Regions from separate parts of the Homo sapiens genome. Here regions 1, 2 and 3 are each linked to region 4. Evidence: chromatin loops called from intact Hi-C (ENCODE). Cell type or tissue: heart right ventricle. All regions are shown on one strand. Region 1 overlaps HNF4A (hepatocyte nuclear factor 4 alpha). Region 2 overlaps JPH2 (junctophilin 2). Region 3 overlaps PKIG (cAMP-dependent protein kinase inhibitor gamma). Region 4 holds the start of FITM2 (fat storage inducing transmembrane protein 2).

Evidence for each region. Hi-C counts contacts between places; a loop is a spot of excess contacts. Peaks named below come from ENCODE experiments on the same cell type or tissue, not always from the same donor. Only the 100,000 strongest peaks of a DNase experiment are listed, where the experiment ranks them.
Region 1: a loop joins it to region 4, with 4 times the contacts of the local background. A loop is called at or near these places in 26 of 110 quality-filtered maps.
Region 2: it touches region 4 in a loop (2.6-fold over the local background); 39 of 110 quality-filtered maps call a loop at or near these places.
Region 3: a loop joins it to region 4, with 6 times the contacts of the local background. A loop is called at or near these places in 15 of 110 quality-filtered maps.

Annotation. Positions count from the first base shown.
Region 1 is chr20:44,381,836-44,386,835 of GRCh38, reverse strand. All of the region lies in intron 1 of HNF4A (hepatocyte nuclear factor 4 alpha), which reads right to left. HNF4A-AS1 (HNF4A antisense RNA 1) reads left to right here. Exons shown (of 3, transcript NR_172878.1): 2 at 2,164-2,313. Among named protein-coding and RNA genes, the nearest start is that of HNF4A-AS1, 11 kb to the left of the region's middle. In heart right ventricle, CTCF peaks have their summits at 144 (motif pointing right), 2,071 and 2,282 (motif pointing left); a DNase peak (open chromatin) is centred at 2,275; H3K27me3 peaks cover 259 bases.
Region 2 is chr20:44,122,960-44,127,959 of GRCh38, reverse strand. The region is part of intron 2 of JPH2 (junctophilin 2); the gene reads left to right. Among named protein-coding and RNA genes, the nearest start is that of JPH2, 62 kb to the left of the region's middle. In heart right ventricle, no CTCF peak of the experiment used is centred here; no DNase peak of the experiment used is centred here; H3K27ac peaks cover 3,352 bases.
Region 3 is chr20:44,599,963-44,604,962 of GRCh38, reverse strand. The region is part of intron 2 of PKIG (cAMP-dependent protein kinase inhibitor gamma); the gene reads right to left. Among named protein-coding and RNA genes, the nearest start is that of PKIG, 20 kb to the right of the region's middle. RefSeq lists an enhancer at 3,624-4,125. In heart right ventricle, no CTCF peak of the experiment used is centred here; DNase peaks (open chromatin) are centred at 2,982 and 3,855; H3K4me3 peaks cover 2,310 bases; H3K27ac peaks cover 5,000 bases.
Region 4 is chr20:44,308,536-44,313,535 of GRCh38, reverse strand. FITM2 (fat storage inducing transmembrane protein 2) reads left to right here and starts at 2,334. Exons shown (of 2, transcript NM_001080472.4): 1 at 2,334-2,560. The coding sequence starts at 2,388. RefSeq lists enhancers at 2,282-2,431, 2,028-2,757, 2,722-2,811, 2,758-3,487. In heart right ventricle, CTCF peaks have their summits at 2,024 and 2,229 (motif pointing right); DNase peaks (open chromatin) are centred at 2,285 and 3,626; H3K4me3 peaks cover 3,223 bases; H3K27ac peaks cover 3,109 bases.

The DNA.
Region 1 (5,000 bases), 73 kb before region 4:
CGTATGTGCTCCAACATTTAGAAAGGTTCAAACTCTTAATGGCTAACCAGGGTTTCTTGACCTAAGCACTAATGACATTTGGGCTAGAGAATTCTTTGTCGTGGGGACTGTCCTGTACATTGTCCCTGGCAGCATGTCTGGCCTCTAGCCACTAGATGTCAGCAGCACTTTTCCCTACCCTCAAGGTGTGATAATCAAAACTATCTCCAGACATTTATAAATGTCCCTTGGGGGTTGAAATTATCTCCACTGAGAACCACTGTGCTGGGCTTCTACCCTTACAAGAAATTTTCTCTCAGTCATTCAATGCTTCTCAAATCTTGGTGTCCATAAGAATCATCTGGGGCCATTATTAAAAATTCAGATGGCAGCTGGGCGAGGTGGCTTACACCTGTAATCCCAGCACTTCGGGAGGCTGAGGCAGGTGGACCACTTGAGTTCAGGAGTTCGAGACCAGCCTGCCAAACATGGTGAGACCTCGTCTCTACTAAAAATACAAAATTAGCCGAGCGTGGTAGCACATGCCTGTAATCCCAGCTACTTGGGAGGCTGAGACAGGAAAATCACTTAAACCCATGAGGCAGAGGTTGTGGTGAGCCGGGATCGTGCCATTGCACTCCAGCCTGGTTAACAAGAGCAAAACTCTGTCTCAAAAAAAAAAAAAAAAAAAAAAAAATCAGATGGTGGCTGGGCACGGTGGCTCACGCCTGTAATCCCAGCACTTTGGGAGGTGGGTGGATCACCTGAGTTCAGGAGTTCAAGACCAGCCTGGCCAACATGGTGAAACCCTGTCTCTATTAAAAAAAAAATTAGCCAGGCGTGATGGTGCATGCCTGTAATCCCAGCTACTCGGGAGGCTGAAGCAGGAGAATCGCTTGAACCTGGGAGGTGGAGGTTCCAGTGAGTGAAGATCGTGCCACTGCACTCCAGCCTGGGCGCCAGAGCGAGACCCTGCCTTAAAAAAAACAACAAAAAAAATCAGATGCCTGGGGTCCTACCTCCAGGTGCCAGGACCAACAGTGGGCCTAGTCATCAGATTAAAAAAAAGAAAATATTTAATAAATAGAGGTGGGGCATGGTGGCTCATGCCTGTAATCCCAACACTTTGGGAGGCCAAGGCAGGTGGATCACTGGAGACTAAGAATTCAAGACCAGCCTGGCCAACATGGTGAAACCTTGTCTCTACTAAAAGTACAAAAACTAGCTGGGTGTGGTGGTGCATGCCTGTAATTTCAGCTACTTGGGAGGCTGGGGCAGGAGAATTGCTTGAACCTGGGAGGCGGAGGTTGCAGTGAGAAGAGATCAGGCCACTACACTCCAGCCTGGGCGACAGAGTGAGAGTCCATAAATTAATAAACAAACAAATTAATTAATTAAAAAATAGAGACGGGGGGAGGTGTCTTGCTATGTTGTCCAGGCTTGTCTTGAACCCCAGCCTCAAGCAAATCAGCCTCCCAAAGTGCTGGGATTAAAGGCAGGAGCCATGGAGCACCTGGCCCAAGTGTTTAATGAGCTTCTGGGCACTTCTGATACCAGGTGCCCTCAGACCGCACTTTGAAAACTCCTCAAGGAGGCCTCTCAATCACCTGATCACCAAACCCTGTGTGAGGCTCCCTACCCACCTGGACCCTCTCCTTGAATTCCTCTCCTTTCCAATTATTACCCTTCCCTAGATAGCAAGTGGTGACAGAACCAAACCCTAGCTCAGCCAAAGCCCAAATTGCCTCATCTCCCTTCAGGGAATAGGCAAAAAAAAAAAAAAAAAAAAAAAAAAAAGATCACAGAGTTCAGCTGAAACCACTTAGGAAATATCAGCATCCCCACCTCCCCACCCAAAAGGACTCCTGAGTGGCAGCCTGAGAGGTGTGTCTGCTCATCAGAATAATGTTGTCAGACTGTGTTCTTTCTGGGGGATCATCACACTCCCTTTTCTGGGAACAAATGTTGGCCACTTGGTGGGATGGGCCATCATGATCTACGTCAGACAAATTCAGTGAGTCATGACTCAGCCTATCTCTCTAGACCCATCTTTTATGCCCCCTTACTTATAGTCTCTCTGAGGGCTGTTCTCAACTATTCTATTTCTCTCCTTTCCGGCACATGATGGGGATTACATTTTCTTGCTTCCTTTGAAATGAGATGTGACCATGTTACTTGTTTCAGGTAACGAGATGTGAGCAGAAACAACCTGTGTCACACCTGGGCAGAAGCTTTAAAGGCCAGTGCTGCCCTTGTTGGGGAAGCAAGTATAGATATGAATCGTTCCACAACGCGGAGCGCCCCCTGCCGACCCATGCTGGGCGTGTACTATAGGTGAGCAATTAACTTTGCTGTTCAAACCATTGAGACTTAGGGGTTTTTTTGTGGTTGCAAGCTAACTTCACTTCACTTGACTGAACACAGTCTTTCCAAAGTTTCACTAATTTTTTAATGACCATTATGATTTTTTCATATCTGTAACATTTTTCTTACATCAACTCACTTCTTTTTACTTCAATTTATTTTAGAAAGAAATATTATTACTACCAAATGAAACAGTATCATAAGTAGAAAGCAATGAGAAAATAAACAGAATGAAAGAAATCCTGATATCAAATCCTGACTTAATACTATTTGCCTTTCAAAGCCTCTGGACCTTTGGTCTTTATTTAAAAAAAAAAAAAAAAAAAAAAAAAAGGAGCCAGGGGCCAGGCGTGATGGCTCACACCTGTAATCCCAGGAATTTGGGAGGCCGAGGTGGGAAGATCACCTGAGGTCAGGAGTTCGAGACCAGCCTGACCAATATGAGGAAACCCCATCTCTACTAAAAATACAAAAATTAGCCGGGTGTGGTGGCATGTGCCTGTAATCCCAGCTACTCAGGAGGCTGAGACAGGAGAATTGCTTGAACCTGGGAGGCGGAGGTTGCAGTGAGCCGAGATCGCTCCATTGCACTCCAGCCTGGGCAACAAGAGTGAAACTCCGTCTTAAAAAAAAAATGGGAGCCAGGTGCGGTGGCTCATGCCTGTAATCCCAGCAGTTTGGGGGGCTGAGGTGGGCAGATCACTTGAGGTCAGGAGTTCAAGACCACCCTAGCCAACATGGTGATATCCTGTCTCTACTTAAAATGCAAAAATTAGCTGGGCATGATGGCATGTGCCTGTAATATCCCAGCCTCTTGGGAGGCTGAGGCAGGAGAATCACTTGAACCCAGGAGGCGGAGGTTGCAGTGAGCTGAGATTGTACCACTGCACTCCAGCCTGGGGGAGAGAGTTGAGACTCCGTATTTAAAAAAAAAAAAAAAAAAGAGGTCCCCAAGAGTACTTCTCAATCTTTTGGATCCCCAAAGCTGTCTAAGATTGTCAGAATATTTGAAGGCAGCACAGTATTGAGGCTGAGTGTACCAATTCTGGAACTTGACATCCTGGGCTTAAATTCTGGTTCAGTCATGGACTAGCTGTGTGACCCTGGACAAGTTACTGAACTGCTCTGTGACTGTTTTCTTATTTGCAAAATAGTGACCATAATGATGTGTATGGCATTAGGTCGTGGTGGGGATTATTTGTGTTAATGTATAAAAAGGGCTTAGAAGTGTGCCTGGCACTTAGTGAGTGCTATGGAGGCATTACCTATAAAATGATGGCAGGATCCAGATCCAAATAGATTTGGTGAATTATTGTTTGTTTTTTTTGAGACAGGGTCTCTGTCACTCAGGCTGGAGTGCAGTGGCGCCATCACAGCTCACTGCAGCCTCCAAGTCTCCAGGCTCAGATGATCCTCCTACCTCAGCCTCCAGAGTAGCTGGGACTACATGTGTGGACCACCACCCCTGGCTAATTTTTCTATATTTTGTAGATATGGGATTTCACCATGTTGCCCAGGCTGGTCTGGAACTCTTGGGTTCAAGCAATCTGCCCCTTCTTAGTCTTCAAAGTGTTGGGATTACAGACGTGAGTCACCCCACCCAGCCTGGAGAAATGTTTGAACTCCATGGAGATAAGTAAAAAATCCTCTGCATTGGTTAAAAATAAATCACCTGGATGATTTATTTATTTAGTGTAGATGGGAAAAGCTACCTTAGCAGAAAGTGACATAGCAAAATTCTAGAGGTTTTACTTGGTGGCAGCTGCCCAAACCTCTAACCCAGTCGTATGTATCATTAGAGAGAATGTAGTTCCCAGGTCAGAGGAGCTAAGAGGTCCTTGGCATTCTACTCCTAAGGAGCATATATGGACAATTGTGTTTAGTTTTCATTTTAATATGAATACTTAAAATTTTCCTAGGATGGCAGAGGATGAGAAAGCTATGCCCCTTAGGCCGAGTGCAGCGGCATGGCTCATGCCTGTAATCCTGGCGCTTTGGGAGGCCAAGGCGGGCGGATCACGAGGTCAAGAGATCGAGATCATGTTGGCCAACATGGTGAAACTCCATCTCTACTAAAAATACAAAAATTAGCCTTGCGTAGTGGTACGCACCTGTAGTCCCAGCTACTTGGGAGGCTGAGGCAGGAGAATTGCTTGAACCTGGGAGGCGGAGGGTGCAGTGAGCCGAGATCTCGCCACCGCACTCTAGCCCGGCAGCAGAGCGAGAGTTCGTCTCAAAAAAAAAAAAGAAAGAAAGAAAGAAAGAAAGCTATGCCCCTTGAAGAATAATCAAAGATCCAAAAGAGTTTTGGGCTGGGTATTGGAGAAGAGGAGAGAAAGGTGGTGTAGCAGAGTGGTCAGGGCCATTGCCTTTGAAATATCAGTGGTGCCATTTACATAGCTGTTGGACCTTGCTAAAATCATAAGCTCTTCAAGCCTTATTTGCTTCATCTATAAAATAGGAATCAATGATAGGACCTTTTCATAGATTGCTTTGTGGAGTAAATGTGTTAAACCTTATAAACCTGGCAGGTAGCTGCCCAGCATATAGTTGCGTTATTTACTCAATTCAAAGTACTTTCCTGCCGGGTGCGGTGGCTCAGGCCTGTAATCCCAGCACTTTGGGAGGCTGAGGTGGGTGGATCACTTGAGGTCAGG
Region 2 (5,000 bases), 190 kb after region 4:
ATTAAAATCTGGCAACGGATCTGGATAGACATTTATCCTAAGAAGATATACAAGCAGCCGTGAAGCACATAGATGCTCAACATCCATTAGCCATCAGGGAAATGCAAATCAAAACCACAATGACATGGCACTTCCCAAACCTCTAGTATGGCAACAATCAAAACGAAGGATGGGCCGGGCGCGGTGGCTCACGCCTGTAATCCCAGCACTTTGGGAGGCTGAGGCGGGTGGATCACGAGGTCAGGAGATGAGACCATCCTGGCTAACATGATGAAACCCCGTCTCTACTAAAAAATACAAAAAAAAATCAGCCAGGCATGGTGTCGGGTGCCTGTAATCCCAGGTACTCGGGAGGCTGAGGCAGGAGAATCACTTGTACCCGGGAGGCAGAGGTTGCAGTGAGCTGAGATTGCGCCACTGCACTCCAGCCTGGGCGACAGAGCGAGACTCCGTTTCCAAAAAAAAAAAAAAAGAAGGATGATATCAAGTATTAGGGAGGATGTGGAGAAACTGGAACTCTCGTGTATTACCAATGGAACATAATATGATAATATGGTACAGCCATCTCAAGACCAGTTTGGCAGATCCTCAAAAAGTTAAACATAGAGTTACCACAGGACCCAGCAATTCTGCTCCTAGGTATATACTCAAGAGGAATAAAAACATGTCCACCCAAAAACCTGTACACAGATGTCCATAGCAGCATTATTCATAGTAACCAAAAAGTGGAAAGCACCCTAATGTCCATCAACTATTGAACAGGTAAACAAAATATGGTTTATCCACACAATGGAATATTAGTTAGCAATAAAAAGGAATGAAGTACTGATGCATGCTACAATGTGGGTGAACCCTGAAATGATGTTTAGATGACACATCCATATGTTGGCAAATGATAGAATTTTGGAAGTGAATGCTGGTCAGCATTGTTATAATAGTAACAGAAACAATAATGATAGCTAATATTTGTTACGTGCTCAGTTCATGCTAAGCACATTTGTGCTATCTCATTTCAGACTCCCAGTAATTTTGTGAGATTATCCCCCATTTCAGAGTTGAAGAAACTGAGGCCAGAGAGCAAAGGTCAGATATCTAGATGATGGTGCTACAAATTGGGCTTGAGTTTGTGCCCTTAACCTGTCTTGTGAGGGGCTTCCCAGGAGGGCACTGCCTGCCTCATTGACCACTGTCCATGTCTCTAGCACCCAGTTCTGGGCTCCACATAGCAGGGGCTCAGCACACATTTGCCGAATGAGAATGAATGGAGTCCTGGGTGGGGAGAGGAAGGTCCCATGGGTCAGGGCTCCCTGACTGCACCTGCATCCTTGGGGGCGGAGGGGGCTTTCTCCTAGGGAGTTCTCTGGGCCAGTGACTGGACACCCAGCTGTGGTCCTTCCTCTAGATTAGCCTGACCATGGTTGTTCTGGGGTAGATGGTCATGACCAGCCAGAGCTGGGGATGAGGGGCTATTTTGGGAGAGGGTAGGGCAGTGACATCGGAAGCATCCCCACCTCAGGAAGACGCTGGGCAGCATTTTCCCTGTAATCACCTGAGCATCCTCCAGAGAGGCTGGCAGTGGCCTGAGCCAGGGACCCTGATTATCTGCCCCCATCATCCAAACCTACCATGGGATTCCTGGGCTGAAGGATTTTTAAAATTATTATTATACTAAAGTGAACAATTCAGTGGCATTTAGGACATTCAGGATTTCTGTTTCAGTCCCCTTCAAAACACTGTGCCCCCTCCCCCCCTTCTTCCTTCCTTCCTCCCTTCCTTCCTTCCTTCCTTCCTCCCTCCCTCCCTCCCTCCCTCCCTCCCTCTCTCTTTTTCTTCTGATATAGGGTCTTGCTTTGTCACTCAGGCTGAAGTGCAGTGGCATAATCATAGCTCACTGCAGCCTTGACCTCCTGGGCTCAAGCAATCCTCCCACCTCAGCCTTCCAAGTAGCGGGGTCCATTAGCCACCATGCCTGGCTAATGTTTTTATTTTTATTTTTTGTAGAGACGGGGTCTCACTGTGTTGCCCAGGCTAAAACTGCACTTCTCATTTTATGTAACAAGCCCTTAGGTAGCACTTCCTGTGTTCTGAGCCACGTGACTGTAACTAATTTACTCCTCACATCATTCCTTGGAGACGCGTGCCCTTATTATTCCCATTTTACAGATGAGGAGACTGGGCTTAAGGTGATGAGGAGCAGAGCCAGGGTCTGCACCCGGGCAATCTGGCCAGAGTTACCGCCTCTTTGCCACTCCACCATGTGGTTTATAGACTTTGCTCTGAGCCCCTGCTCATCCATGGACTTCCAGAAATGTTGCCTGATTGACCTGGCAGGGCTGCATTGGGCTGCGAGCTCCCCAGGCGGCTGCTGGGTCCTATTCATTTCCATCCTTGGCCCCAGCACATGACGGACCTGGCTCAGAAGTGGTACCAGGAAGGCAGCAGCTTGGTGTCATGGGTAAGAGCTTGGGCAGGTTCACTTTCTAGTGTGTGACCTTGAGAACGTGCCTCCAGCTCTCTGAGGCCATATGTGTTTACACAGGAGGCCATGGCGTAAGGCTGGTCACACAGTGCTCAACAAATAACCAAGATTAATATTATTCATAATAATAGTAGAGGAGACATTCATTGAGTGAATACATTAGTACAGGGGTCGGCAGACTTTTGTAAAGGACTAGATGGTAAATATTGTGGTGTTTGTAGGTCATATGGTCTCTATGACAACTACTCTAGACAATATGAATGAGCATAGTTGTGTTTCAACAAAATTTTGTTTACAGGGACACAGATATCTGGATTTCATATAATTTTCATGTGTCACAAAATGTTACTTTTTTTTTTTTTTTTTTGAGCCAGAGTCTCACTCTGTCACCCAGGCTGGAGTTGGAGTACAGTGGTGCAATCTTGGCTCACTGCAACCTCTGCCTCCCAGATTCAAGTGATTCTCTGCCTCAGCCTTCTAAGTAGCTGGGACTACAGGTGCGCACCACCGTGCCCAGCTGATTTTTGTATTTTTTGGTAGAGACAGGGTTTCGGCATGTTGGCCAGGCTGGTCTTGATCTCCTAGTCTCAAGTGATCCACCCGCCTCAGCATCCCATAGTGCTGGGATTACATGCGTGAGCCACCATGCCTGGCCTTACTTTTTTTTTTTTCTAACCATTCAAATATATAAAAACCATTCATGGGTGGTACAAAAGCTGGCAGCAGGCTGGGTTTAGCCTACCACTGTCATCTGCTGACCCGTGCCCTGGAATGTAACCTCTGCAAGGGATTTTTGTTTCCTTTCTTTCTTTTTTACTTTTTTTTTTAAGATAGAGTTGGGATCTTGCTGTGTTGCCCAGGCTGGTCTCAAACTCCTGGCCTCAAGTGATCCTCCTGCCTCAGCCTTCCAAAGTGCTGGGATTACAGGTGTGAGCCACTGTGCCTGACCATACAAGGGATTTTTGGATGTTCAGTTTGCCTCTATGTCTTCAGTGCCCAGAAAAGTGCCTAGCACATAGTAGGCACTCCATAAAGTTGTATTAAATGAATGAACCAATACATACAGGTGGGTCTTAAACTGACTCTTTAAGGCCAGGATCGCGGCAGGAGGGGAGAGAGCCTTCCAGGTCGGGGAACAGCCTAAGCAAAGGCCTAGAGTCAGGGCAAGTCCGGTGAGGGTCCCCCTTTGGCCCCATAAAGCCACCAATGCCTAGTGGAGACAACTGGGAAACAACCAAGCAGTTATGGGCCTGGGAGGAGAGATGGGGAAAGGAGGCCAGGGTGGGGGCAGGTGCTTTTAGAAGTTGCTCTATTGGGTGAGAGCCCTGCTCCTATCCCAGAAACACCAGCCTTATTTTTAACCCTGCTGACGAAAGTTAATCCGAACGAAATCAAGAAGAGTCTCCCTGTTCCTCCCCCGGCCCCAGTGACTGCTCCCTTCCCCCAAGCAGGGTCAGAGCCATCCTCCAGACCCTCACCCAGAGGCATGGATCCAGAGATGGTGAGTGGTCAGCAGAGCAGGAATGCTTCCTGCATTTCCCCAGCAGGGCCTTGATTCAGGGAGGGACCCTGGTGCTAAAAGGAAAACATCCAAGGCTCCTAGGGGGTTGAGCAGTCTGGGAACAACTTCAAGATGGAGCTGGCTTTTCTCTCCGCCGAACACGTGCTTCTCAAACTTAAGTCAGAATCTGGAATATAAAACACAGATTCCTAGGCTCGTTCCCTTCAAATTCCGATGAGTCGGTCTGGGCAGAGCCCGAGAATTTGTATATCTGAGCTTCCGGGTGATGAAGATACTGGGTGGGGGTCACGGACTGCATTAGGAGAGGCACTGGCCTAGAAGCAATAGCCTCCCAGCCACAGTCATTCCGCCTGCCCTTCACCCCGTGAGCTGCTGGTATACCCCATCCAGACTGCCTTGGGCAAGGGTCTGGAGAGCCTCGAAGGCCATACTAAGTAGCTAGGGTTTTATTTTGAGCACAGTAGGAAGCCTTGCAAAGATTTGAAGCAAGGGGTGAGGCCACGGGTGTGTGGTTAAGCAAGCTCGCTGAGCCGCTGTGTGTAGGAGCAGCTGTAGGAGTGAGCCTGCAGGCAGGGGAGACCCATGGGAAGGGGTGCAGGAGGAGTGGCAGAGGGTTCTAAGAGTTATAAAGGGAGCCGGAGAGACCAGTGTTGGTGATTGATGGGCTGTGGATGTGGAAGGAGGTGGGGAGGGAGGGTGCTGAAGAACACCGGGATTCCTGGCCTGAAGGCTGGGATCAGAGATTGGGAGCATGGGACAGGGGAGAAGGGCTGATAGGATGCAGCGGGCCGGGTGGTTGGAGATGGACAGGGAGTATGCTTGCTTCCAGCACAGCAGCCCTCATTGCCCTGGGCTGTGTGGCCGCCCCTGTTCTGGCTGTGCACAGTGGGTCCCCCAGAATCTTCCAGGGCTGTGGGGAGAGGCTGCCTTTCCTGCCTGAGGAGTCCTCAACCCAGCTTCCAAAGGCACCAGAAAGTGGGCATCTTTCTGCTCACATGA
Region 3 (5,000 bases), 290 kb before region 4:
ATTTAACTTGTCCCCCAATTTATCTTGTATTTATCAGGACTGCATTAAATATATATAGTAATATCTGGTACCTGAATGTAGATAGAAATCACATTTTTATGATATTGAGTCTTCTTTCTTTCACAATTCCTCTCCCACAAGGTCAGGCACTCAGACTTCCCTTTTGCTCCTCTGTGTACTCCAAAGGGCTGGCCCAGCTGCCTGGCATATGCTGGTGCTTGACTCTTACTTACGGAATGAATGATGAATTATTGCATGAGTTCTACTTCTGATATGCAAGGTAAGTGCCTTCCACACATTCTCTCATGTAACCCTAAACACAACGAGTAGGCACGATTCTAATCCTCATTTTAGAAATGAGGAAACTAAGGCTCAGGCAGTAAAGCAACTGCCTTCAACTTCTCAGAATGCTCTTTTACATTCTCCTAGTCCAACACCTTGACTACTTGTATATCTCCTTAATTCCATCCTTTACTCTCTTCTAATGTTTCTCTAATTGTTCTACACGTCTCGTTCTCTCTCATGACATCATCTTCCATTCATTTCAATGTCGATCCCCTCATTGCTGAGCTGCAGACATCTAGATGAATCCTCCCGGAGGATATCAACAAAATTATGCTCTCCCTCCTCCAGGACTCTCTCTCATTCATTCCCTTAGTCAGGAGCCACCTCCACAATCAATTATGCAAGTCAAAAACCTATTACCCGTAACTCATGCCTGACTTCTTCCTCTCTTTAAGAAGGCATCCTGCACCTTAAAGCTCAATTACCCAGGTTCAATTATTTTCTCTCTTCAGGTCCATCTTCCCATTTTCTCCATGCAGTAATCATGGCCTCAGTTACGCTTCATCATCTCTATCCAGTCTACTACAACCTTCCCCAACTGGCTTTTCTGCCCCCAGTCTTCTCACTTATTCCTCACCACCCCCACCCCCAATTCATCCTCAAGCCCTCTGTCCTCTACTTCAAGAGGGACATTCCCCAACATCAGTTGGCTCATCCTCATGCTCAGTTCAGAAACCTTCAATGATTAAAAAGAATCAGGCCAATCCATTTATGTATATTGACACGGAAGGATGTTCTCAATATATGATTACTAATATGCCCTAACACATGGGTCTACAGTCTTTTCTCTCCTGAGTTCTAAACCTTTACTTCCAACAGCCCATGACCTATCTCCAGCAGGGAGACAGCTTTGATTCATTCAGGACCATCACAGGGCAAATACCTGTTCAATTAATGAAAAGTTGTTGTAGAATCTAACCGAAAGACATCCCAGAGCTCATCTAGACAAGCCTCTCATCAACAGCTGCGGAAACGGAGGCTCAGAAAGGGCAAGGCACTTGCCCAGGGTTCTTGATCTAGCGGTCCTAACTCCCGGTCCAGAGCTCTTTTCCCCACATCACACTGCCCCCTTGGGAGTCCCTGATGACATTACAAATCTCTGAGGGGAATGGGTGGCAGGGTAGAAGGCATCTAGGGTGCTCGTCCAGCCCAGCTTTGTTGTTTACCAGCTGTGGGCCGTGCACAACTCCCCTCACCTCAGCAAAGCGGGGCTAACAGTCACACCCTGCAGTTCAGGGGGCTGTTATGAAGATTCAATAAGATGGTGATGCAAAAAGTGTAGTAAGTGATGGGGAATGTAAGTGGAATGCAATTAATAAATGATTAGGATGGTTCATTTGGGGGCTGAGTTAGTAAAACCTGCCTTTGGACATTTCATTCAGCTCCTTTGTTTTTACTCTGTTTAACGGTGCTACAGAAGATTAAAACTTCCTTCTTTGGTGCTTTATGGTGTTGTGTGGTAAGAATATAAATTCCCCAGAAGTGGTGACCCTGGCTGGTGTGTTTACTGTTACGTCCAGAAGGCCCTGCACATACTTGAAGCTCAATGAATAGCTGATGAACAAGTGAATAATAGAAGATGTTCTAGATTACAGGGAAAGAAGAGCAAAGAATGTGCGGCCCTGCATCATAACAGTGGCTGAAGATCTGGTTCAATACCCGCGCAATAGGGTGACCCTTGATGAGTCCCCTTCTCTCTCAGCTTCCTTTCCCACCATCTAAATAATGAAGTTTGAAATATGATCTCCAAGTCTTCCAGTCTTTTTTTTTTTTTTTTGAGATGGAGTCTTACTCTGTCGCCCAGGTTGGAGTGCAGTGGCATGATCTCTGCTCACTGCAACCTCCACCTCCCCGGTTCAAGTGCTTTTCCTGCCTCAGCCTCCCAAGTAGCTGGGATTACAGGCATGAACCAACATACCCGGCTAATTTTTTTTTTTTTGTATTTTTAATAGAGATGGGGTTTCACCATGTTGGCCAGGTTAATCTTGAACTCCTGACCTCAAGTGATCCACCTGCCTCGGCCTCCCAAAGTGCTGGGATTACAGGCATGAGCCACCGCACCTGGCCTCCAAGTCTTCCAGTCTTGATATTTCATTTATTCATTCAATGTACTGAGCAACTTCTACATGCCAGGCACTGTGCCGGGCATAGGGTATATACTGGAAACTAAAAAAGATATTTACAATGTGTAAAGAGAAAAAGGCACTGCACAAGTAAATGAATCTTATCACAGATTATGGTATGTGCTATGGGAGAAGAGGAGAGGGTTCTCTGCATGTGGATCATGCAGTTAATGGCTGTATGATCAGGAAAGGCCTCTCTGAGGAGGTGGTTTTTGCTGAAATCTACAGAAAAGTTGGATAGAGAGGGACCCAGAGAGCCAACAGGCAATTTGAGTCTAAAAACAATCTAGAATCTTCTAGCTCAGCCTGAGCCCTACAGGGTGCTAAAGAATGAAGCTCTTTCTTTTCCTCATCCTCAGGAGGTTTTGGTATCTTGTGGGATCTGGATGATTGCCAGACATGTGATTGACCTTGAATGCCCAGGACAAAGGGTGAAGCCCTTATACTCTGTCCCCAGGCCTTTTGGGGCCCTGGGGTCAGAGGTTACAGTGCCTGCAGGTGCCTGCTCTGGGCATTTCCCCACAGGAAGCCACTTCTCCCGTGGGTTTCTAATACTCCCCCCAGCTTTGTAAACTGAAGAGGCCCCAGGCTCTGCCAAGAGCTACATGGTCTGTTCCAAGTCTGCAGCTATTAGTCCTCATTGCTCAGGCAGATTCCATTACAAGCTCCAAATTGTTTTCCAAATATACTAGAAAGGTCATTTCCTGTTTTTTTTTCTTTTTCAAAAATTCAGTATTTGCAGAAACCATACAAAAAGCAAACAGACTTTTGCAGAAGACATGAAGCACAGAAGTGGGACCTGGTCTTATGGGAGAAGTTTTATCAGGGGTGGGCAAAATGCTCTCTAAGGCTTCTCTGAGGGACGAAAGGGCCGTGGAAACAGAAATGCCAGGGCCTACTGAACAGGCATTCATCAAATTTCAAGGGTAGCGGCTTCTCTCTGTGATAGAAAGCCAGAAAAGAGAGGCACTGAGGCCAACAGAAAACTCAGAGCCCCAAAATGAGAATATTCCAAGAACCTGGGAAAAGGGAGGGCTGCCGGTTCTATCCATGTGTGGCCTGCCTGGGGCTGGCTGCAAAGCCCTACCCAGCGCCTTGGGGCACATCCAGCACAAGGTCACCAGAGAGGAGCCTGTCGCCTGCCTGGGCAGTGCCTGTTGCCATTCAAAGAGTGGCCCTGGGTGAGGCTTTGTTTGGAGGCAGAGAGGCCGGGCCTTGGCCTCTGCACCTGCCAGGCCTAGACCCAAGCAGGCCTGGATGCAGGCAGTGATAGGAAGGGAAGGTCAGGGTGCTCAAGTCAGACAAGGTCCTGAGTGACTTCTACGGTGCCTATCCCCAGGGACACCTTTCTGTCCTCCTCTTCCAACTCATTTCTTCCCGGACCATTCTCTTCATGGGACTTCCAGACACCACACCCTTTGGGCCTCCCTCCAACCAGTCTGCACAGGCACCTGCTACTGCCGGGACCTTTGTGTTAGGACGCCAGTCTCTTCTGTTTGCTCCCGAGGGGCTCTTATCCTTTCCCGAAATAATCTATGTTGGTGACCTTCAAAGAGCTGCAACCCTCTCTTAAGAGTTCTAGATTTCTGACTCAGCCTATTGAGCGTGTCATTTGGCTATCCCACAGCACTGCAAGCTTCAGACGTCAAGTCACCAGCCTGCTCGCCACGGCCTTCCCAACTGAGCAAGGGCACCACCATCTGCCCAGCTGGAAACCCAGGACCATCCCTGACCTCGCTTCTTCTTCACCACCCATGGACAATTCTTTACCCAGTCCTGTCATTTCTTCTTCTTTTTTTTTTTAATGTTTTTGTAGAGACAGGGTCTTACGATGCTGCCCAGCCTAGTCTTAAATTCCTGGCCTCAAGCAATCCTCCCACCTTGGCCTCCCAAAGAGCTGGGATTACAGGCATGAGCAACAGTGCCCAGCCTGGTCCTTTTGTTTCTACCTGCAAAACAGAGCTTGAATCTGCTGACCTCTCTCCTCCACATGCACCACCCAGGCTCCGGAATGTCTCACCAGGACTCTGAGCAGAGACCCTGACCAGAGTCCTGTGTCTCTCTCACCCCTAGCCCAGGGTCTATTTTTTATATGGCAGGCAGGGTAACGTTCTCAAAATGGAAATTGGATCACTGGAATTTCCCTGCTTCGTTCAACTTCTGATGCTTTTCTATTTCACATCTAGTGAAATCCACTCTCCTGATGCCAGTCCCTGAAGCCCTGCATTGACCTGGCCCTGCCTGCCTCTGCAGATGAGCCTTTGTCTCATTTCTACTCTCTTCTTGGTCCATTTTGCTCTGGTCACACTGGGCCTCTCTTTAAATCCTCAAACCTCATTTAATTCCTGACCTCAAAGCCTTTACTAGACTATTTCCTCTGTGTACAACATTCTCTGTAACCCTGCTCCCTATAGAGCCTCCTAAGTGGATAAATGGATTCCTGGCCTTGGTTTTTCAAATGTTCTTGCTCTAGGACCTGACATGGGGCTCCTGTAGGGCACAAAGCCTCCTGAGTTCCTCTGCCCCCAACTA
Region 4 (5,000 bases):
TATTATTTTCATTAATTTGTTGATTCTCTGCATGAGACTATAAACATTAGTCCATTGTAGGCATAAATCAGGCTAACATTTCCCAGTGTGGTAGCTGTCCTTGGTATAGAGACACAAAATTATTTTGGGCAGCTAGTGATGATGAATATTTCGATAGAAATTTTTCTTTGGGCCGGGTGTGGTGGCTCACGCCTGTAATCCCAGCACTTTGAGAGGCAGAGGCAGGAAGATCACTTGAGGCTAGGAGTTGGAGACCAGCCTGGTCAACATGGCGAAACCCTGTCTAAAAATACAAAAAAATTAGCCAGGTGTGGTGGCATGTGCCTGTAGTCCCAGCTGCTTGGGAGGGTGAGGCAGGAGACTACCTTGAACCCGGGAGGCAGAGGTTACAGTGAGCCAAGATCAAAATAGCTTGGCCTCCCAAAGTGCTGGGATTACAGGCGTGAGCCACCACGTCTGGCCTAAAATGCCCATCTCTTGATATGACTATATATGTGTGTATTGGCTGGGTTTGTGGCTTTTGGAATAAACTTCTGTTGTTTAAAACAAGTTTAGGGTTGGGCACGGTGGCTCGCACCTGTAATCCTAGCACTTTGGGAGGCCGAGGCAGGAGGATCACTGGAGCCCAGGCGTTCGAGATCAACCTGGGCAACATAGTGAGACCCCATCTCTATTTAAAACTAAAGAAAAAAAAAGGAATAAAAATAAACTGAGTTTATAGTAATTTATTAGAGCTGCCACAGGAAACTAACATTGGGGTAAGGGAATGAGTCCAAGGTTGGGAACTGAAATAGACACCCAGCCCTAACCAGGGGTGAGGGGTTAGTTTTGTGATAAACTGAGCAACTGAGTCTCCAACAACTTCATGTGATCTCCCCATTAACCCCCAGCATCCAGCATTTTCATCCAACAGGCATAGATAGCTGTTTTGTGTTTCTTTGTGTGCTTTTTAAGACGGTCTCGCTCCGTGGCCCAGGCTGGAGTGCAATGGGACCATCACAGCTCACTGCAACCTCAAATTCCTGGGCTCAAGCAATCCTCCCACCTCAGCCTCCTGAGTAGCTGGGACCACAGGCCTGAGCCACCAAGTCAGCTAGTTTTTAAAATTATTTCTTATAGATACTGAGTCTCACTGTGTTGCCCAGGTGAAAATAAATTTAGAAATTTAAACTTTAAATGTAATAATTGCACCAGGTGAGATGGCTCACTCCTGTAATCTCAGCACTTTGGGAGGTGAAGGCTGGCAGATCACTTGAGGTTAAGATTTGGAGAGGTCAGATCACTTGAGGACAGGAGTTGGTCAGCCTGGCCGACATGGTGAAACCCCATCTCTACTAAAAATACAAAAATTAGCTGGGTGTGGTGGTGCGTGCCTGTAATCCCAGCTACTCGGGAGGCTGAGGCAGGAGAATCGCTTGAACCTGGGAGGCAGAGGCCTGCAGTGAGCTGAGATCGCGCCACTGCATTCCAGCCTGGGCAACAGAGCGAGACTATGTCTCTAAATAAATTAATTATATTAATTAATTAATTTAATAACTGCAGAGCGTGGTGGCTCACACTTGTAATTGCAGCATTTTAGGAAGCCGAGGCAGGAGGATCGCTTGAGCCCAGGAGTTTGAGACCAGCCTCGACAACGAAGCAAAACCCTGTCTCTACAGAAATAAAAATAAAAAAAATTAGCCAGGTGTGGTGGTGCCCGCCTGTGGTCCCAGCTACTCGGGAGGCTGAGGTGGGAGTATTGCTTGAGACCAGAAATTTGAGGTTGCGGTGAGCTGCGACGGTGCCATTGCACTCCAGCCTGGGCGACAGAGAGGGACCCCCCCCCAACTAACTAATAAATAAATAAATACAATAATTATTCCTAAGGAAACTTCATCTCATGTCCCTCTACGTGTGCCAACGTAATGAACCCCTGAGCTCATAAACTAGCTTTTGGGAAAGGTTGATCTCCTCTTGTCTCTCGCATTTTACAGATGAGAAAACTAAGACTCAGATGGCAGAGGTGTCTCCGAGGCTCCAAGAAAGATCAAATGATGCTGTGACTACTGCTCCAATTCTCCAGGGCTACATTTATCCTCTTCCAGCCTCCAGCAAATACTTTCACAAGCGCTTTTTCCCAGACCAGAGCAAGACGCGGAGGCTCGGGGAGAGGAGGCGGCCAGGAGAGCGCAGAGGAGACGAGCGAGTTCGGGGACCGTCACGCGCCAGAGGCAGCAGCGGCCACGAGGGGGAGCGCGCGGGCTCCGGAGCCCAAGCACGCCTCAAGCTGTGGGACTCGCGGGCAGTGCGCATGCGCTCGAAGGGAGGTGGAGGCGCAGGTCCGGGCGAAGGGCGATACGGTGGCCGAGAGGGCACGGAGAGGAGGACGGTGGCTGACGAGATCCGGCATGGAGCATCTGGAGCGCTGCGAGTGGTTGTTGCGGGGGACGCTGGTGCGGGCGGCCGTGCGGCGCTACCTGCCCTGGGCCCTGGTGGCCTCCATGCTGGCGGGCTCCCTCCTCAAGGAGTTGTCCCCGTTGCCCGAGAGCTACCTCAGCAACAAGCGCAACGTCCTCAACGTGTGAGTGCACCCCGGTCCTCCGCTGTCCCCGCCCGAGCCGGCCCGCTGTCGCCTCGCCCAGAGAAGCCGGTGCTAGCTGCCGTGGTGGACGAGTCATTGGAGGGGAGGTCCTCCTCCTAGCCGTGACAGCAGCATCTGCACGCGTGTCACGCCTGGGAGGCCCCGGGGTAGCTGGTGTCACTAGCAGTTAGTGTTTGCAGACCCACTTTGGGCAGCATGAGCTTGACTGGGCAGGTGGTGACAAGCGGGGTCGTGTGTGTCTCTGTATATGTAGGGGTGTGGAATGGGGTGGGGATGAACCAGCCCCTGTCACCACTCCCCCGCCTCCCCTTGGAGTTAGGAGCTGACCCCTGCCCTGTTTGGGAGATGCCATCTCACCTCTGTCCTGCCTGCCTGTGGCAGACCCCGCGCAGACCCCACCCTGCGTCAGATCAGATCCCTCCAGCGCGTGACAGAATCCCTTTACGACCTGTGGAAGAGCCTCGCCCCAGCCTGTGACAGGCAGAGCCCCCGCCTGTGAGATACTCACAGAGGGCTGGAACCCCCTAGTCTGTGCCCTTTCCCCTGGATCTCCTTGGATCATCTCAGCCACTCAGAATGCATGGCAGTGGCCCAGAAAAGCAATCCCAGCTGGGCGCTTTGAGACATCTCCTTAACTCCACCCATCCACTCCTTTGCTTGCTTACTTGCTTTTTTCAAAACTCCCGGTTAGTAAGTTTATTGCACAAAAACTCTGTTGCGGTCATAAAGGGAAACTCTGAAAGATAAAACTGCTCCCTTGATGTGAGCCTAAGTGTTTTCCAGAATAAGTGTCTCTGGCGTGTCCTGAAAGTCAGCCCAACTTTGGTTATCTGCTTAAAACCCTGGTTCCTTTCACAGGCAGCTTCCTCAAATGCCTGACGGGTCTTGGCTCTGGCAAGATCTTCCTTATCAGTCCCAGTGAAGATTTTAGTGACAGGCCTGGGGGTGGTGCCTGAGAATCCATTGGAACCTAGAAAAAAGTCCTTCTGTCCTTGGTCCACCTTCCTTCCTCACCCACCCTGAGAGGCTGGGCTAAGAATAGATCATGAGAGTGGTAGTGGCCCCAAGTCTCTGTCCTGGGTTTAGGTCAGCCACCTTTCGTGAACGCTGGGGAGGCGGACAAGGCAGCTGCTGCTTCCTCTGGCCTAGGTGAGCTGGGAGCCAAGTGGCCTGGCTGACAACACACCCCTGTTGTTTGAAGGTAGTCATGGATCCTGGAGTTTTGTTCCAAGCCTCTGTGCTGATTAATGAGAGGGAACTAGTGAATCCTGGGATATAGAAGGGACCTTAAAAATCATTTGGTCCTCTCAGCTCTGTTTGATAGCTGAAGAAACTGAGGCCTGGAAAGGTAGGAGGTATAGTAAGTTAAGTAAGAGTGAAGATTTGAACCCGTAAGAGTGAAGATTTGAACCCCGGTCTTTTGGCTTAAAGTAAGACCTTGTTGCAAGACTGTTTCTGCCGTTAGGAAAGAACCAGGCTGGGCGCAGTGGCTCACACCTGTAATCCAGGCACTTTGGGAGGCCAAGGCAGGTGGATCACTTGAGGTCAGGAGTTCAAGACCAGCCTGGCCAACGTGGTGAAACCCCATCTCTACTAAAAATACAAAAATTAGCCTGGCGTGGTGGTGCGTGCCTGTAATTCCAACTACTGAGGAGGCTGAGGCAAGAGAATCACTTGAACCTGGGAGGCGGAGGTTGCAGTGAGCTGAGATCATGCCACTGCATTCCAGCCTGGATGGCAGAGTGAGACTTTGTCTCAAAATAAATAAATAAATAAAAATAAAAATACAAAAATTAGCCGAGTGTGGTGGTAGGTGCCTGTAATCCCAGCTACTCCGGAGGCTGAGGCAGGAGAATTGCTTGAACCCGGGAGGCGGAGGTTGCAGTGAGCCGAGATCGTGCCACTGCACTCCTGGGTAATAAGAGTGAAAACTCTGTCTCAAAAAAAAAAAAATCATTTGGTCCCCCCAGCTCTGTTTAATAGCTGAAGAAACTGAGGGCTGGAGAGGTAGGAGGTATAATAAGTTAAGTCAGAGTCAAGAGTTGAACCCGTGTCTTTGGCTTAAAGTAAAGCTCATTGTTGTAAGACTGTTTCTGCCATTAGGAAAGAACCAGGCCAGGTGCATGGCTCATATCTATAATCCCAGCACTTTGGGAGGCTGAGGCAGGATAATTGCTTGAGGCCTGGAGTTCAAGACCAGTGGGGGCAACATAGCAAGGCCCCATCTCCACAAAAATAATAATTAAAAAAAATTAGCCAGGCACATTGGTACACACCTGTAATCCCAGCTATTTGTGAGGCTGAGGCAGGAGGATTGCTTGAGCCCAGGAGTTTGAGGCTGCAGTGAGGTGTGATTGTGCCACTGCACGCAAGCCTGGGGGACAGAGTGAGATCCTGTCTCAGAAAAATAAAAATAAAA